Regions from separate parts of the Homo sapiens genome. Here region 1 is linked to region 2. A link is an interaction called in ENCODE POLR2A ChIA-PET data of the cell type or tissue named here. Cell type or tissue: PC-9. All regions are shown on one strand.

The links. ChIA-PET counts read pairs that join two places held together with the same protein. Peaks named below come from ENCODE experiments on the same cell type or tissue, not always from the same donor. Only the 100,000 strongest peaks of a DNase experiment are listed, where the experiment ranks them.
Region 1: POLR2A ChIA-PET joins it to region 2 with 24 read pairs; 1 of 35 experiments calls an interaction of 5 or more read pairs at or near these places.

Annotation. Positions count from the first base shown.
Region 1 is chr12:90,024,452-90,032,451 of GRCh38, reverse strand. The region is part of intron 8 of LOC105369890 (a long non-coding RNA gene); the gene reads right to left. Among named protein-coding and RNA genes, the nearest start is that of LINC02399, 81 kb to the right of the region's middle. In PC-9, no CTCF peak of the experiment used is centred here; a DNase peak (open chromatin) is centred at 3,521.
Region 2 is chr12:89,746,858-89,754,857 of GRCh38, reverse strand. All of the region lies in intron 2 of LOC107984543 (a long non-coding RNA gene), which reads right to left. It also overlaps the pseudogene MRPL2P1 and the pseudogene RNU6-148P. Among named protein-coding and RNA genes, the nearest start is that of ATP2B1-AS1, 42 kb to the right of the region's middle. In PC-9, no CTCF peak of the experiment used is centred here; a DNase peak (open chromatin) is centred at 3,957; H3K27ac peaks cover 1,864 bases.

The sequences.
Region 1 (8,000 bases), 280 kb before region 2:
AAGACAACACTCTGGAGAAAAGATGATCTTTTCAACAAATCATGTTGGAACAACTGAACATACACACACACAAAAATACGAATTTAAACACAGACCTTACACCCTTCCCAAAAGTAAACTCCAATGGTTCACAGTCTTAAATGTAAAATGCAAAACTATAAATCTCCTAGAAGATAGCATAGGAGAAAATCTAGTTGACCTATAGTTTGAGATGACCTTTTAGACACAACACCTGAGGCACAATCCATGAGAGAGAATTGATAAGCTGAACTTCATTAAATTAAAAATTTATAACTTGCAAAAGACATTGTCAAGAGAATAAAAAGAGAAGCCACAGACTGGGAGGAAATACTTGCAAACAACATACCTTCTGAAAGATGAAGCCGGGCACAATTGCTCATGCCTGTAATCTCAGCACTTTGGGAGGCTGAGGTGGGCGGATCACTTGAGGCCTGGAGTTAGAGAACAGCCTGGCCAACGTGGTGAAACACTGTCTCTACTAAAAGTACAAAAATTAGCCAGATGTTCAAAGGTAATAGATGATAGACTAGCTTTGGAAAAGCAAAAAAGGAAATTCCCTCACTCAGAGTGCTTAACAGATTTTTCTGGTCTTTGATTTAAAGTATACTAAAACCTATAAATGCCAAAGTCTCCAAGTCTAAATGATCTACAAGTAGTTTTGTAGGTTGATTTATTTCTTTGGTTCTCTGAGCTTATCTTCAAATTCAGGTAAATTCACTGGCAGCATCCTCACAAATATACGGAAAGTTTGTTATCACTGATTTTTTAAAGCCCCTATTTTTTTTCAAGTTGACATGAGTCCTGCCCAGATAACTATACTTACGTATTTATGACTTAATGTATTATCAGAGTTTTATCAGGAAAACAGAGAGTATTCTAGGCATTTGGGGCAGGAAGAAATTTAACAAAGATAATTTGGTGCTTACAAAACTGTTGGAAGGGCAAAAGCCAGAGAAAGCTACCACTAGCACAGGCTTGCCATTGGATTCAGGCAATCAGAAAATGGCTACTGTAACCCAGAGCAGGAATTCTACTTCAATGCCCCCAATTGAGACAAGTGATAATAATCAGGGGAACATCCAATTGAGACCAGTGATAATAATCAGGAGAATATCCAAAGTCCACTGCAAAATCTCACTTTTCAATGCCTGATTATCTGCCTGCCAATACAGGTAGAGGAATAATATTATTTCTATCCACTGGTATGCAAGAAATATCTAACTGATTCATTGGGCATGAAAAAAGTGCTTATTTGTAGTATTTTCCAATTTCTGTGGTATAAAAATTCCGACTATGGCTGATTTAAAGCTACTGAATGCATAGTTGGAAAATGATGTCCATGATCAGTTCCTTTGAACTTTTATGAGCCAACTTGACACATCACTGTTTCTGACACTCTTCTGCCTTCCAAATATTACACAAATGTATCTCACTGATGGACCCTAATGCCAATTCAGAAGCCTGCTGGCAAAGGAGACTGGGAAACATATAGCTCTCAGATTTCCAGCCCCCACAATGCAGAGTGGAGCAAAGGAGGAGGTGTCAACTGTGCCAAGAGCCAACACAGCTAATGTCCAGATCACATAACATACAGACTGATGTTAAATGTCATGTTCCCTTTTCCTGCAAATAAAAACAAACCAAACAAATCCTTGGTGATTTCATCTGCTTTATGGCTCAATTTCCAAATAATATTCAAGCTCTATATGGGTCATTTGAAAATCACTGTTTAAGCAGGCACAAAAATGCTAATTCAAGTTAACATTGATTAAGCCATTATACTGTGCTAGTTATTGTTTTAGGCTTTGCATACATTACACCACTTAGTCTTCCCAATAATTTCATGTGATAGGTTTACTATTATCTGAATTTTATAGATGAAAAAAACTGAAAAATTTAAGGTTAAGCAAATGCCCCAGATCACATAGCTACTGAGAAGCCAGCAGCATGTTTCAATCTCAATTTTTCTGACTGCAAAGCTGCAAACATATAATATTTTATGATTAGTTTCTGCTTCTCAGCACCATGTTTGGTTTTAGATACCTGATAGCATTGAGAATGTCATAGAATCAAGATCCTGAATTGTTTTTAGGACTTCCTTGGATCTTAGCAATTATCTGCTATTGGAAATACTGTAATAAGAAACTGCCTAAAAAAACAAAATGGTGTAATTTGCAGTTCACAATAATTTGTTCACAGTTCACATAATTTGACCTTGAAGTCCCTCCTTTTCCTCAGTTTCCTTCATTGCCCCTAAAGTTTGAACTCTTCCATTCTTCTGGTTTAAATGAATACCCTCTCTTGTTAATGGTGCCACTGAGCTTAAAGTATAAGAAAGAATAAATAATCTGTATAATTTTCAAAAGGGAAAAAATGTGTGGTAGAAATAGGATCCAATCTTCCTTTTAGCAAATGTAAATTTGCTACATTAAATACTTTGTATGTTTCCAGGTACAGTGACTGGTTTTAATGTATAAGTTGTATTTTTATCCATTGCTTAGAATCACCTCTCTAATTTTTCATGTCTTGCTTAATCTAGTAAAATATCACTCTATGCTTTCATGTCACATTCACATACCTTGCATTCCCTTTTTCAGATTCTGTTTTAAAAGCAAGTAAGCATCTCTCTTTATTAAAAATCATTAAATGATAATTTAGTCACTGTGCTTTTTACCTGTGCGATTTCAAGCTAATCGCATGGCTGCTTATTTGTCCAAACAAAAGCAATTGTGCTTTCTTTTTTATTCAGTCCATCTTAATTTTAAAAATGAATAAATTGAATGGCATATTTGTTGGGGGAGGGGCTGTCCTTTGATGAGCAATGGGCCTGATTTCAAGAGCAGGTGCTGTCTGTGTAGGACATCATATCAGTTCTGGCCATGCTTTTGCCAAGGCAGGCTGAATCCATGCCAACTCATTGCCTCGGATGCTTTCAATGCTTGTCAAATACCAGAACGTAAGATGATTCTCAGCTATGTGATATCTAGTGAAAGCCAAATCAGAATATCAGATGCACCAAAACATAGCAAGATATTGACAACTCTGAGGTTTTTATTTCTTCCACCAACTTTAACCTGAGGATCAACTAACTCAGTTGCCTGGTTGACAGGATAAGAAAAAAAACCTGAGTAGCAGTTACATATTTTTTAAGAAGAAACGAAAGCACTATACTGATTAATCTGCCTATTTATCAAGAGACTTTCAGAATTATAAAATTCAGAGATACTTTTCTCAAGCACTAGAACAAACAAGATGTTCTCTTCTGAAGATATTTTCTTTAACATTTGTTGGGTTTCTCTGATATTTGACATACCCACTAAAGCAATTTTTTCAGCTATATGATATCTGGTTATGTCTAGCTGGTGTTAAACTAGTTAAACCTGATTTGACAGTCATGTTATAAATCATTGTGGAAGGCTGAACAAAACAAGTGTGGATCCTTGGGCAGGAAATCCACTAAGAATAACAAACCTGAAAGTTGACTATCACTAGTGGAGATGACATCAACATTGACTTTGGTTGCTATTAATAAACACACTAAAAATGCAATAGGTTTAATGACTGTAAATGCTGTCTCCCATCTCAGCACAAACTGCTGTGTCTGGGAATAAATGAGTATTTATCATTTCCTGACTTCTGCTCTGGCCAGTGGCCAACAGAGAATGTACATCAAAATTAGAAGAGATGGGAGGTGAGACTTGGTTCCAAATTGATCTGAATGATGATAGCAAGCTTAAAAGCTGCCTCCCTGCTTTTAAGGTTCACTGTCTGTTTTCAAAAGTAAAAGAAAACATTCAAGAAAATAAAACAGGAAACTGGTCTACAGCTTAGAGAGAATCTTGCTCGATTTGATTCTTTTACAGCATTGCATTATCATCTACATTAAAGCAGAGCTTACCCTGCCAAACCCTGAAATGCATAAAATGGAAATGAGGAGGAAAACTGCCTTTGTCACTCATCTGTTTCTGTCTTAGGAGATGTCTCCAGTTTATCTGCTTGCTGTCTCATGAAGAGGTTTTATGTGACCACATTACATAGCACAGATGCCATGGAGGGACAGACCTGGATGCGTGCTGGCTTGACCTATCTCGTAGCAAATCCCAGATACATTTCATCTTAATGAAACACCCACATGGATCTTCATACTCAGAAGTCACTTGCTCCCTAATCATGTTATGTGTTATTTGGAATTTTGAGGCAGCTTCTTGCAAAATGCCATCAAGTTCACTACTGGCAAAGTCAGGAAAATGCATAGGTTTAGATCTTGATCATTGTCCTAGAAGCAATATATAACTAATTAAATTTTTATGAAGGCTGGGCAGAGTGGCTCATGCCTGTAATCTCAGAACTTTGACAGGCTGAGGAGGGTGAATCACTCATGGTCAGGAGTTTGAGAACAGCCTGGCCAACATGCTGAAACCCCATCTCTACCAAAAATACAAAATTTAGCCAGGCATGGTGGCACACGCCTGTAGTCCCAGCTACTTGGGAGGCTGAGTCAGGAGAATCGCTTGAACCCTGGAAGTTGAGGTTGTAGTGAACTGAGATCACACCACCACACTCCAGCCTGGGCCACAGAGCAACTCCATCTCAAAAAAAAAAAAAAAAAAAATATATATATATATATATATATACACAAAGAGTATATATTCCAATAACTACTTTGAACAAGGAGATATATTCTAAGGAGTTTATGAGAGGAATATACTACTATTATAATATTATAATTATTATTAAATATTTATTAAATAATTTCATTCTTTAAAACAATATGAAGTAGCTGGCAGAAATTTGAGGTGATAACTTCTCTCACATATATAATCACATACATACACATGTATTAATATTAATGCACACACACTCAAATGTGTGGACACTATTAGTTTCCTAGGGCTGTAGTAACAAAATGTCATAAACTGGGCAGCCTAAAACAATGGAAATGTATTCTTCTTCTCTCCCAGTTACAGAGGCTAGAAGTCTGAAATCAGGTTGTTCACAGGGTCACAATCCCTCTGAAGTTTCTAAGAAATCCTCTGTCTGCCTCTTCTTACTTTCTGGTGGCTGATAGGCCACCCTCAGCATTCCCTCACTGGCAGATACATCACTATAATCTCTGCCTTCATCTTCACACTGTGTTCTTCCTTGTGTGTGTCTGTGTCTGTGTGTCTTCTCCCCCACTTATAAGTACACCAGTAATTAGATTAGAGCCCATCCTAACCCAGTATGACCTCATTTTAACTTAATAGATCTGCAAAGACTATTTCCAAATAAGGTGATAGTCACAGGTATCAGGGGTTAGGACTTTACTATATCTCTTTGGGGAACACAAGTCAACCCACAACAGACACACATGAAAGAAAAAAAAAATGACAGCAACCATATAAAATGCAACCAAAAAGAAAATTATTGTAAAAATATATGACAAAATTCTCTATACTTTTATAGGTGGGTAATAAATTTAACAATCAACATAAAAAGGGAAATCAGATCATGTACACAATTCAGAGTGTCTATGAATTTTAAAACATATCAAGTGCTACAGAAAAGTTTCTGATGCTAAGACCAGAGACTAATAAATCTCAAATTTAAGAATATGCATAATGACCAGGCGTGGTGGCTCACGCTTGCAATCCCAACACTTTTGGAAGGCCGAGGCAGGCAATCGCCTGAGGTCAGGAGTTCAAAACTAGCCTGGCCAACATGCCAAAACCCTGTGTCTACTAAAATTACAAAAATTAGGCAAGCGTGGTGGCACGTGCCTATAATCCCAGCTACTCATAAGGCTGAAGCACAAGAATCGCTTGAACCTAGGAGGTGGAGATTGCAGTGAGCCAAGATAGCGCCACTGTACTCAAGCCTGAGTGACAGAGTGAGACTCGGTCTCTCTCTCTCTCTCTCTCTCTCTCTCTCTCTTTATATATATATATATATATATATATATATATATATGACGGTTTCCTTATAGGCAAAAATTTGATTATACACAAAATAAAACATCATTTTCCTAGTTGCATATACATCCTTCATTTTAAAATATAGAATTATTAAACAATAATAAATAGGGAGAAAATATGCTTTATAAGTCACTGAAGTCCAAATGTCATATTTAAATATGGTCATACTTAAATATTAATATTGGTGATCATCAAGGAAGTCCAACTTTATTGGAAATTACGACGTCCATTGAGAGGCACTACAAATACACAGTTCAATGATTCCCCAGTCAAGGAGGCACTTCTATAATTTGGGGAAATTTTTAGGAGGGCACAAGAAAAGCACTGTAACATTCAGAATGTCAGTGTCTGAACTGATAACAATGCTATGAGAAGGGTCCCAGCTCTTTGTAAACACAGTTTCAGTTAAGATCACAGAGAAGATTTTTCCACAGATGGATAATTCCAAGGATATAGTCAAAATCAGTAGCAAAATAAGATTTGATTTCTAGGGATTCACTGCAGAGCTAAATGTGTTGGAATAATTTGGAAAGTAAATGATACTGCATTTTTAAAAGATATCATCATTATTTCAAATCTTCTTCTCATTTTTCCAAATGGTGGTATTTTATTTCAGGTGCTCATCTTTTGGCTTCCTTTCTTAAATCTGAAAACTAAGTTCCCCATTTCCATGCGCACCATTTCCTCAGCCCACTTTAAAGGAAAGTCAAACTGTTTTCTAGAACCTTACTTGTTAGGCTGGATTTTTTATAAAATTTTCTTAAAATATTTAAAAAGATTTGCTAGACAGAAAAAAAATAGCCCCTCAAATATATATTCCATTTCTAATCCTCAGAACCTGTGACTATCACTTTATATGAAAAAAGAGTGAGCATTACCTTATATAGCAGAAGACCTGATTAGGAATGTTGAACAGGAGCATTATCCTGTATTATCTGGGTTGGTCCTAAATGCAATCACATGGACTCTTATAAGAGAGAAGCAGGCCGGGAGCGGTGGCTCATGCCTGTAATCTCAGCACTTTGGGTGGCCGAGGCGGGTGGATCATGAGGTCAGGAGATCGAGGCCTTCCTGGCTAACACGGTGAAACCCCATCTCTACTAAAAATACAAAAAAATAGCCGGTCGTGGTGGCGGGCTCCTGTAGTCCCAGCTACTCGGGAGGCTGAGGCAAGAGAATGGCGTGAACCTGGGAGGCGAAGCTTGCAATGAGCCGAGATCACGCCACTGCACTCCAGCCTGGGTGACACAGCGAGACTCTGTCTCAAAAAAAAAAAAAAAGAGAAGCAGAGGGAGATTAGACACAGACACTCAGAGGAGAAGACTATGAAGACAGAGCAGGGAGCGGTGCAGCCACAAACAAAGAAATGCCAACCACCACCAGAGGAAGAAGTAGAGGATTCTCCCCCTCCCCACTCTGGAGGTAGACAACACCTCAATTTTAGACTTCTGGCCTCTCAAACTGTGAGAGAGTAAAATTATTCTTTAAACCACTAGATTTATGGTAATTTGTTACAGCAGCCACAGAAAACTAATACAATAGGTAAAAACACAAGAAACAAAGGAAACAAAAAGACGTAATTAAAAAAAAAGTCCCCCTCCAGAAAAAAATAAATATATCTTTTTCTATTGATAACTATCATTTACCAAGCACCTGCTGGATAGGTGCCAGAGAAGGATTTACATGCTTTATACACATAATCCTAATAATCCTAATGCTTACCAAAACCCAGCAATGTAAATGTGATTATCCCCATTTTGCAGATGAGAAAAATTGACTGGCCCAAGGCCACATACAGTAAGTAAACAGAATTCCTCAGATTCAACCCAGACGCATTCGACTCTAAACTTTCCACTGTTCCGGCAACACTCTGCTGCATCCCATACTTCTCTTTTTAGCCTCCCCTTTCTGTCCCTGTCAGCCCTCTCTCCATCCAATTGCAGAGCATACTTGCAACTGTTTATTTTGCTATTAACCAGCTGCAAATATTTCCTTCCAAATGCCCGGGAGCCAACCAATTGCATT
Region 2 (8,000 bases):
AATGTTGGGTCTCCCCTTACCTCCTAAACCAATCCCTCATGTTTTAGCTCCTCCTCTGTGGTCCCAAGTTGGCCAGTATGTGTTAAAGCCAAGAGGCTCTGAATAGGAAGGGCATAGGTGGCATTTTAGAAAATGCATAGAACTATGTTTTCAATAGTATAAAAAACTAGTTTTTTTTAAAAGTTTTAATTTATGCATAGTAATTATGCATAAATTTTAATTGATGCATACTAATTATGCATAAATTTTAATTGATGCATACTAATTATATATATTTATGGGATACAATGTAATATTTTGATTGCACATGTATGCATTGTGTAATGACCAAATCAGGGTAATTAACATGGCCATCACTTTTAACATTTATCACTTCTTTGTGATAAGAATGTTCAAAAACCTCTCTTTTAGCTATTTTATTGTCATCTCCAGTCTAGTATGCAAAAGAACATGAGAACTTATTCCTCCTATCTAACTGTAAATGTGTACACGTTGACCATCACTCTCATCATCTCTCTCTCCTTCCTACCCTCCCCATCCTCTGGTAACTACTATTCTCCTCTCCACTTCAACGAGAACAACTTTTTAGATTTCAAAAATGAATGAGAGTATGTGGTGTTTGTCTTTCTGTGCCTGGCTTATTTCACTTAACATATTGCCCTCCAGGTTTCTCCATGTTGCTGTAAGTGACAGCATTTCATTCTTTTAAAAATATAACACTTCACGAATTTGCATGTCATCCATACTAATCTTCTCTGTACTATTCCAATTTTAGTATATGTGCTGCTGAAGTGAGCATGATAAAAACAAAGGTTTACCATGAAATATTAATGGCTTTATTTTAAGTGCCTTGAGGGCCAGTGAAAGAGAAAAGATGAGAAGAAGGAGAATCTAATCACTATACTCATACTGGAAACTTGGGGTAAAACAGCAAGTTTCTAAGAGTTCCAGCTGCTCAAGAACCTGCTAGTGCTCTTTTTTTTTTTTTCAGGGGAGGGGGGCACATTATTACAATACAGGGATATCAGCTTTGGGCAGCATCAGAAGGCAGCTTCACATAACTCTTCATGAAGGGTAGTGGCCAAATCTTTCGGCCAGCCCAGCACCCCTTGTGGTGCTGTAGCCCACTGGAAGGCCTCTTGCCCAGCCAACGGTTGTGACCTGCCCTGCCAGTGACCTGTTTGTTATGATCAGTGTTGGATACTCAGCCTACTGTTGCTATGCATGTTTCCAGCACCTGCATCTGCCTCTTAGAGGGCAGCTGGATAACGGTTGTGCCATTCACCTTCCACAGTAGCACACTACACGTCCCTGCAGCTTGGATATACTGGGCACCCCGGCCTGGCTCAATTTCCATGTTGTTGATGAGGGTTCCCACAGGCAGAGCCCCAAGTGGATGTGCATCCCCTTCCTGAGCAGCAACTGCCATTTGGCCTATGTGGTTGGAGTTCAGGATTGTATCTCCAGCCTGCAAGTTTTCTGTGGTGATGATCCAGTGTTTCTGGCTACCCCCAGCAACCAGAGCTATGTCTGCTGACCTACAGGGATCACGGTGGACTTGGATAACCTTCTCCTCAAAGGGTCCTGACTTGGTCTCCTCCTCAGGCCAGAAACACAAAAGTCAATCATGCAATAATGTTGCTTGTGGCCCCTGTCAATACCGTGCACCCAGATCTGGCCTGTGTGGTCTTCACCCCCAGACTTCCTCATCTTCACTGGTTTAATTGTGTACTTGGTATGACTCTTTCAAGGCACAAAGTTGGCACTAAGGGCCATAGAAGTAAGGATTTGGTGGCAGGGGAGCAACATCAAGGCAGAGGGCCATTGGAAGAGGGCATTGTTCATCACCTGGGAGGCAGGGAACAGACTCGGGACAGAAGTGGCAACGGTCGGGGGTGCCAGGCTCAGAGAGTGCAGAGTGCAGGTCAGTGCCCACAGGGCCATCAGGATAGCCAGGGCTCATCACACTCCTGCTAGTGTTCTTGAGAGAAATATTGAGATGGAAAACCTATGAAACCACAATGAATACCCTTCCACCAAAAAGAAAAGGGAAGATGACCTTTTCTTTAGATCCCACCTGAAGTAGGAGAAGGTCAAGATACGTAGAATCCTATTGATACCTATTATTAGTAGGGAAGAAGAAACCATTTAGGGAGACATATGATTGTGTCACTCAAATTCACTTCTACCCATCCTTTAGGAAAGGCTCCAGATTCTTTGGCAGAATGCCTGTAAGCTAAGAGACAGGCTAACAGAGGGATCCTAAAACAGAGCTGTGAGCAGTGGTGAGGAGGAAACCCCTCCACACCTCTCTGAGAACAGCAGTGGTAGCAGCTGCGGTGAGAGGATGGTGGATAGACTGAAGCCAGTTGAGCAGGGGGAGGAGAGTGGAGAGTGACAGTGCAGCAAGAGCAGATCTTTTAACAGCTAAGTAGAGAGAGCATGAGCAAGGGGACATGGAAAGGCTCAGAGGTCCAGGGGCTTAAATAGTCTGATTTTTAAGTTAAACCCTAGAAGCTCTTATTTATCCTCCCCTGCCCTACAGGGCTATTATTCCCAAGAAAGGGGAGGCACAATTAGAGGCACAAACTCAGTGTCTCTTTCTTTTTTTTTTTCTTTTTTTGACGGAGTTTCACTCTTGTTGCCCAGGCTGGAGTGCAATGGGGTGATCTCGGCTCACTGCAACCTCCGCCTCCCAGGTTCTAGCGATTCTCCTGCCTCAGCCTCCCAAGTAGCTGGGATTACAGGCACCCACTACTATGCCTGGCTAATCTTTTCTATTTTTTTTAGTAGAGACGAGGTTTCATCATGTTGGCCAGGCTGGTCTCAAACTCCCAACCTCAAGTGATCCACTCGCCTAGGCCTTCCAAAGGGCTGGGATTACAGGCGTGAGCCCCGCACCCGGCCTGGACTGTCTCTTCTTTGAATCAAAGTTTCAGCCACAAAATGGATCATAGAAGGTCTGTTTGTCCTCACTCACAGATATTCTGTATTCCAAAATTTCACACTGGTTGAATTTTTCATCAAACTGCAGGTTAAACCTCTCAATAAGCTTAGATCTGAAAAGTTGAAACTAATTTCTAGTGGCTGTTGAACAAAAGTAAAACTGTCTCCTTCACATCCCAGACCCTTTTTCCTCTCCCAGTGCCTCTATTTTTAAACACTTCTGTTGTTATATCTAGATGAAAAGCTGTAGGATCTGGGAGGGTAAAGGAGTAGGAAATTGTGTGGTGATATATATATTTTTTAAAAAGAAAAAACTGTGTACTCTCATAGGCTCCTATAACTGGCTACAACCCAAGCAGTGCACAAAGTTATGGAACCCAAACTTGATGGAGCTCAGAAAATTCCTCCAGCATCTCCTTTCATCTGCTTCAAACTTTCTAAAAGATTGACTTATCTTCTTAACCAGCATTTGGTGGCATATCTTCTAATTGCTTATCAATATCTCTAAATCTCTAAAGGACACTTTTTTCCAGTGTTCTCCCTCAGCTCTGAGGAGATCAACTCAGACTCAAGGAAAACACCAGCCAGGCCCACAGCGCCCTGCCAGGGAAGGAAATCTACAGAGAGTTGTGCAAAGCAGGGAGGCACCCTTATCATGTGTTGCAGAATGAAAAAGTTTGAAATTCAGTTTTACTCAATAATTGAATCCTACACTATACTCCCTCCAGAGCCTTCAATGCTATTGAATTCTTCTTAAATTCCTAAAGGCTGAAAGGAAGTTTTGAGAGAGACGAGATTAGTCATTAGGGATGGTATTAAGATTTGGGTAGAATGACAACAGGAACAAGGAGTGAAGGGCCCAAACTGAGAATTTGAAAATGAGTTTTCAAAAAGTACATCTGTTAGCCATTTGTTAAAATATGCATTAGCATACCATATAAATGACTATAAACAATAATAGGGGTCACTATTATTTGCCTTCCTACGAGCCACTCCTAATTTTTTTGTTTGTTTGTTTAAAGAGTCCTGATTTTGTGGCTAGACTTAGGGCATGAATTTAAGTCAAAGCCAGAGGACAGCAAAGTTTTTCTGTAAAGAACCAGGTAGTAAATACACCTCTGTCACAACTAATCAACTTTACTTTTGCAGCACAAAAACAGCCATAGACAATATAAACATGAATGGGTATGGCTGTGTTCCGATAAATCTTTATTCATAGAAACAGGCCCAAGACTGGGTTTCTTTCACAGACCTTAGTTTGTCAACCCCTCAACTAAAGTAGTCACAGAACCTCCATTTCCTTGTCCAAGTGACTGACCTAAGCAGAGGTAAGTGACCTAGTTTATCTCAGTAAGAAGCAAGGCAAGTCTGCCAGGAGGTTTCTGATAAAGATTTTCTTTCATGATAAAAGAGAGGGGATGTAAGGAGAAGGTCTTTTGATCCTTTCCCTCCCTTTCTGCTTTGCACACTTACGTAAGGAAACAATGCTTGAAGCCGTGGCAGCCATCTTGTCCTCTTGAGGCTTTAAGTTGGAAAACAAAAGCCAACAATCTGAGATTGGTGGAATAGAAGAATGAAAAAATCTGAGATCCTCATTAAGTCACTGAACTGCCACCTACCTACAGAATTTCATTAAGAAAACAAAAAGTGTACTGATGATTAAGTCATTGTTGGTCTGGTTTTCTGTTACTTGCAGCTGAAAGCATTGCTAATTGATATATCCACAGAATTTCAAAATGTGAGTGATGTATTTTTAACATTATCTTTAAAGTCTGTTGAAAAGCTTGAAGTATTTTTCTACCGTAGGACTGAGGCATGAATAAAAGAAAAACAAGAATTTTTTTTTTTTTAAGTACAGAATTTCTGTACTTAAACTACAGGAGGTCTGGAAATTGTACCAGAGCTGTCTGTAACCATGGTGGATAAGCTACTGTGCTTATAAAAAGATCATTTTTGGCCAGGCATGGTGGCTCACACCTGTAATCCCAGAATGTTGGGAGGCCGAGGCAGGCGGATCACGAGGTCAGGAGATCAAGACCATCCTGGCTAATATGGTGAAACCCGGTCTCTACTAATAATACAAAAAAATTAGCCGGGCGTGGTGGCACACGCCTGTGCTCCCAGCTACTTGGGAGGCTGAGGCAGCAGAATGGCGTAAACCCAGGAGGTGGAGCTTGCAGTGAGCTGAGATCGTGCCACTGCACTCCAGCCTAGGCAACAGATTGAGACTCCGTCTCAGAAAAAAAGAAAAAAAAATCATTTTTACATATGAGATAATTTTAGGTCGTATATGTATAAGTCAGAGACAATGTATTGATAGTCTGGACCAGGAGTTGGCAAACTACAGCTCGCTTTTATTTGTGAATAAAATTATGTTAGAACATAGCCACATCCATTTATTTAAATATTGTCTATGGCTGTTTTGAGCTACAAAAATACAGTTGAAAAGTTGCAACAGAAAGTTGTAAATGGAAAATGTATAATATACATTCAAAAAGCACTGAGACTTATGAACGTATGTAAAGCGTGATCAGATGATAGAGTACAAAAATGGTGCAAGAGTTCTCTGTCACAGTGTTCAGGGAAGGCCTCACTGTGGAGGTAACATTTGAACTGAGACACGAATAAAGTGAGTGAGTAAATCATGGGAGCATCTTGGGGAATAGCTTTACAGGCAGAGCGAACAAGTGGAAAAGCTTGGTATGTTAAAGGATAGCAGGAAGTCCAGCATGGCTAGAGCAAAGTGAAGGGAAGGATGGTAGTAGATGAGATAGATAGGTAGTAGGAGGCCAGCTCATGTGTGGTCTTATTGGCCATAGAAAAAAAATCTGAATTTTGCTTGCAATAAGTTGGCACTCCATTTGGACGGTGAGTTTGGAGCCAAAAACTAACACAATGTGTTTTTAATTACAAAACATCACTCTAAACCTTCAGTTCTGACTATGATAGAAAAAATGGCCACTGGCTTTATGCTTCAGCCATGCATAACCATAAAACTGGACAAAATATGAAGCAAAAGTTTCCAGGCATTGGACAATCAGGCCTGCATGGCTATAATCCCTGAGTGCAGGAAAACACAAAGTAAACCCTCCATTCTCCCTAGCTTTCTGTCTGAGGGCACTTTCTCAACGCAGCACAGCAAAGTGGAGCCCAAATGTTGAACAGAGTCTTTTGCTAGATGGAGGAAAAAAGAGATTGAATTTGAGGGCTACTAAGGCAATTGAAACTTGTGATGCTTCACTGGTAAATTCCATCAAACATTAAAAAAAAATATCACTGATGTTACACAGACCCTTCCAGAAAATAAAGGAGGAAAGAATAATTCAGAGACCATTTTATGAAGCCAGAATAACCCTGATTTCAAAATCATACAAGAACTTTACAAGAAAATAAAAGTACAGGTAATAGCCTTCATGAATAAAGATGAAAATGATTCTATAGAAATATTAACAAATCAAATCCTGCAATATGTAATTATATATAAGTCCAGCAATATAAGCTACCATCATACTTAATGATAAAAGGCTGAAAGCTTTTGCCCCAAGATTAAGAGAAAAGCAAGGATGTTCTTTCTTGCTACTTCTATTCAGCAAGGTACTATATAGATTCTAGCCACTGTCGTAAGTCAAGAAAAAAAAAAAGAGAGCATACATTTTGGAAAGGAAGAAGTAAAACTGTCTTTATTTGCCACAACATTATTGTGTATATAGATAATCCTAAGGAATCTGAAAAATAAATAAATAAATAAATAAAGCTACTAGAGCCAGAAATGAATTAAGCAAGTCCACGTGATATATCAATGTTCAAAAAACTAATAACATTTCTATATATTAGTAACAAACATTAAAAATAAGAATATTTAAATATACCATTTATAATAGTAACAAAAATATATAAAATAGGGAGAAATTTAATAGTTGGTGTATAAGACCTCCCCATGGAAAACTAAAACTCATTTCTGAGAGAAATTAAGCCTAAATAAGTAAAGAAATAACCTATGTTCATGAATTGGACAACTCATATTGTTAAGATGGCAATTCTCCCCAAATTTAATCAATAGACTAAAATGTAATCTGAATCAAAATTCCAGGGAATTTTTTTTTTTAATAAAGCTTGACAAGCTGCCAGGTGCCTGTAATCCCAACACTTTGGGAGGCTGAGGTGGGTGGATCACTTGAGTCCAAGAGTTCAAGACCAGCCTGGGCAACTTTGTGAAACCCCGTCTCTACAAAAAATACAAAAATTAGCCAGGTGTGTTGGCATGTGCCTGTGGTCTCAACTGCTAGGGAGGCTGAGGTGGGAGGATCCCTTGAACCTGGGAAGTCGAGGCTACAGTGAGTCGAGACTGTACCACTGCACTCCAGCCTGGGTTGCAGAGCAAGACTTTGTCTCAAAAAAAGAAACGTAATTGACAAGCTGATTCAAAAATGTATATAGAAATGCAAACAACCTAAACTAGCTAAAATTATCTTGAAAAATGAGAAAAAAATTGAAGAAGTTACATTAATTGATTTCAAGACTTACTAGGAAGCAACAGTGGTCAAAAGAGCGTAGTATCAGTGTAGGGATACACAAATATACCAGTGGAACAGAATAGAGAGTCAAATAAAGCCACAGTTACTTGGTCAACTGATTTTTGACCAAGGCATCAAAAACAATTCAGTGAAGAAACAAAATTCTTTTTTAAAAATGTTGCTGGAAAAATTGCATATCTCTATGGAAATAAATAAATCTTAAACCTACCTCATATCATATGCAAAACTGTATTCAAGATGGATCAAATACCCATATGTAAACTAATGCTATAAAGTTTCTGGAAGAAAACATAGCAGAATATTTGTATGACATAGGATAGACAAGAATTTTGTAGCACAACACAGAAAATATAACCATAAAATAAAAATTTGATAAATTGGTCTTCAACAAAATCAAAAACTTGTGCTTGTCAAAGGACACCAACAAAAATAAGCAAGTTACAGACTGGGAGAAAATATTTGCAAAATGTATCTAAGAAAGTACTTGCACTTAGACTCTGTAAGAAACTTCTACAACTC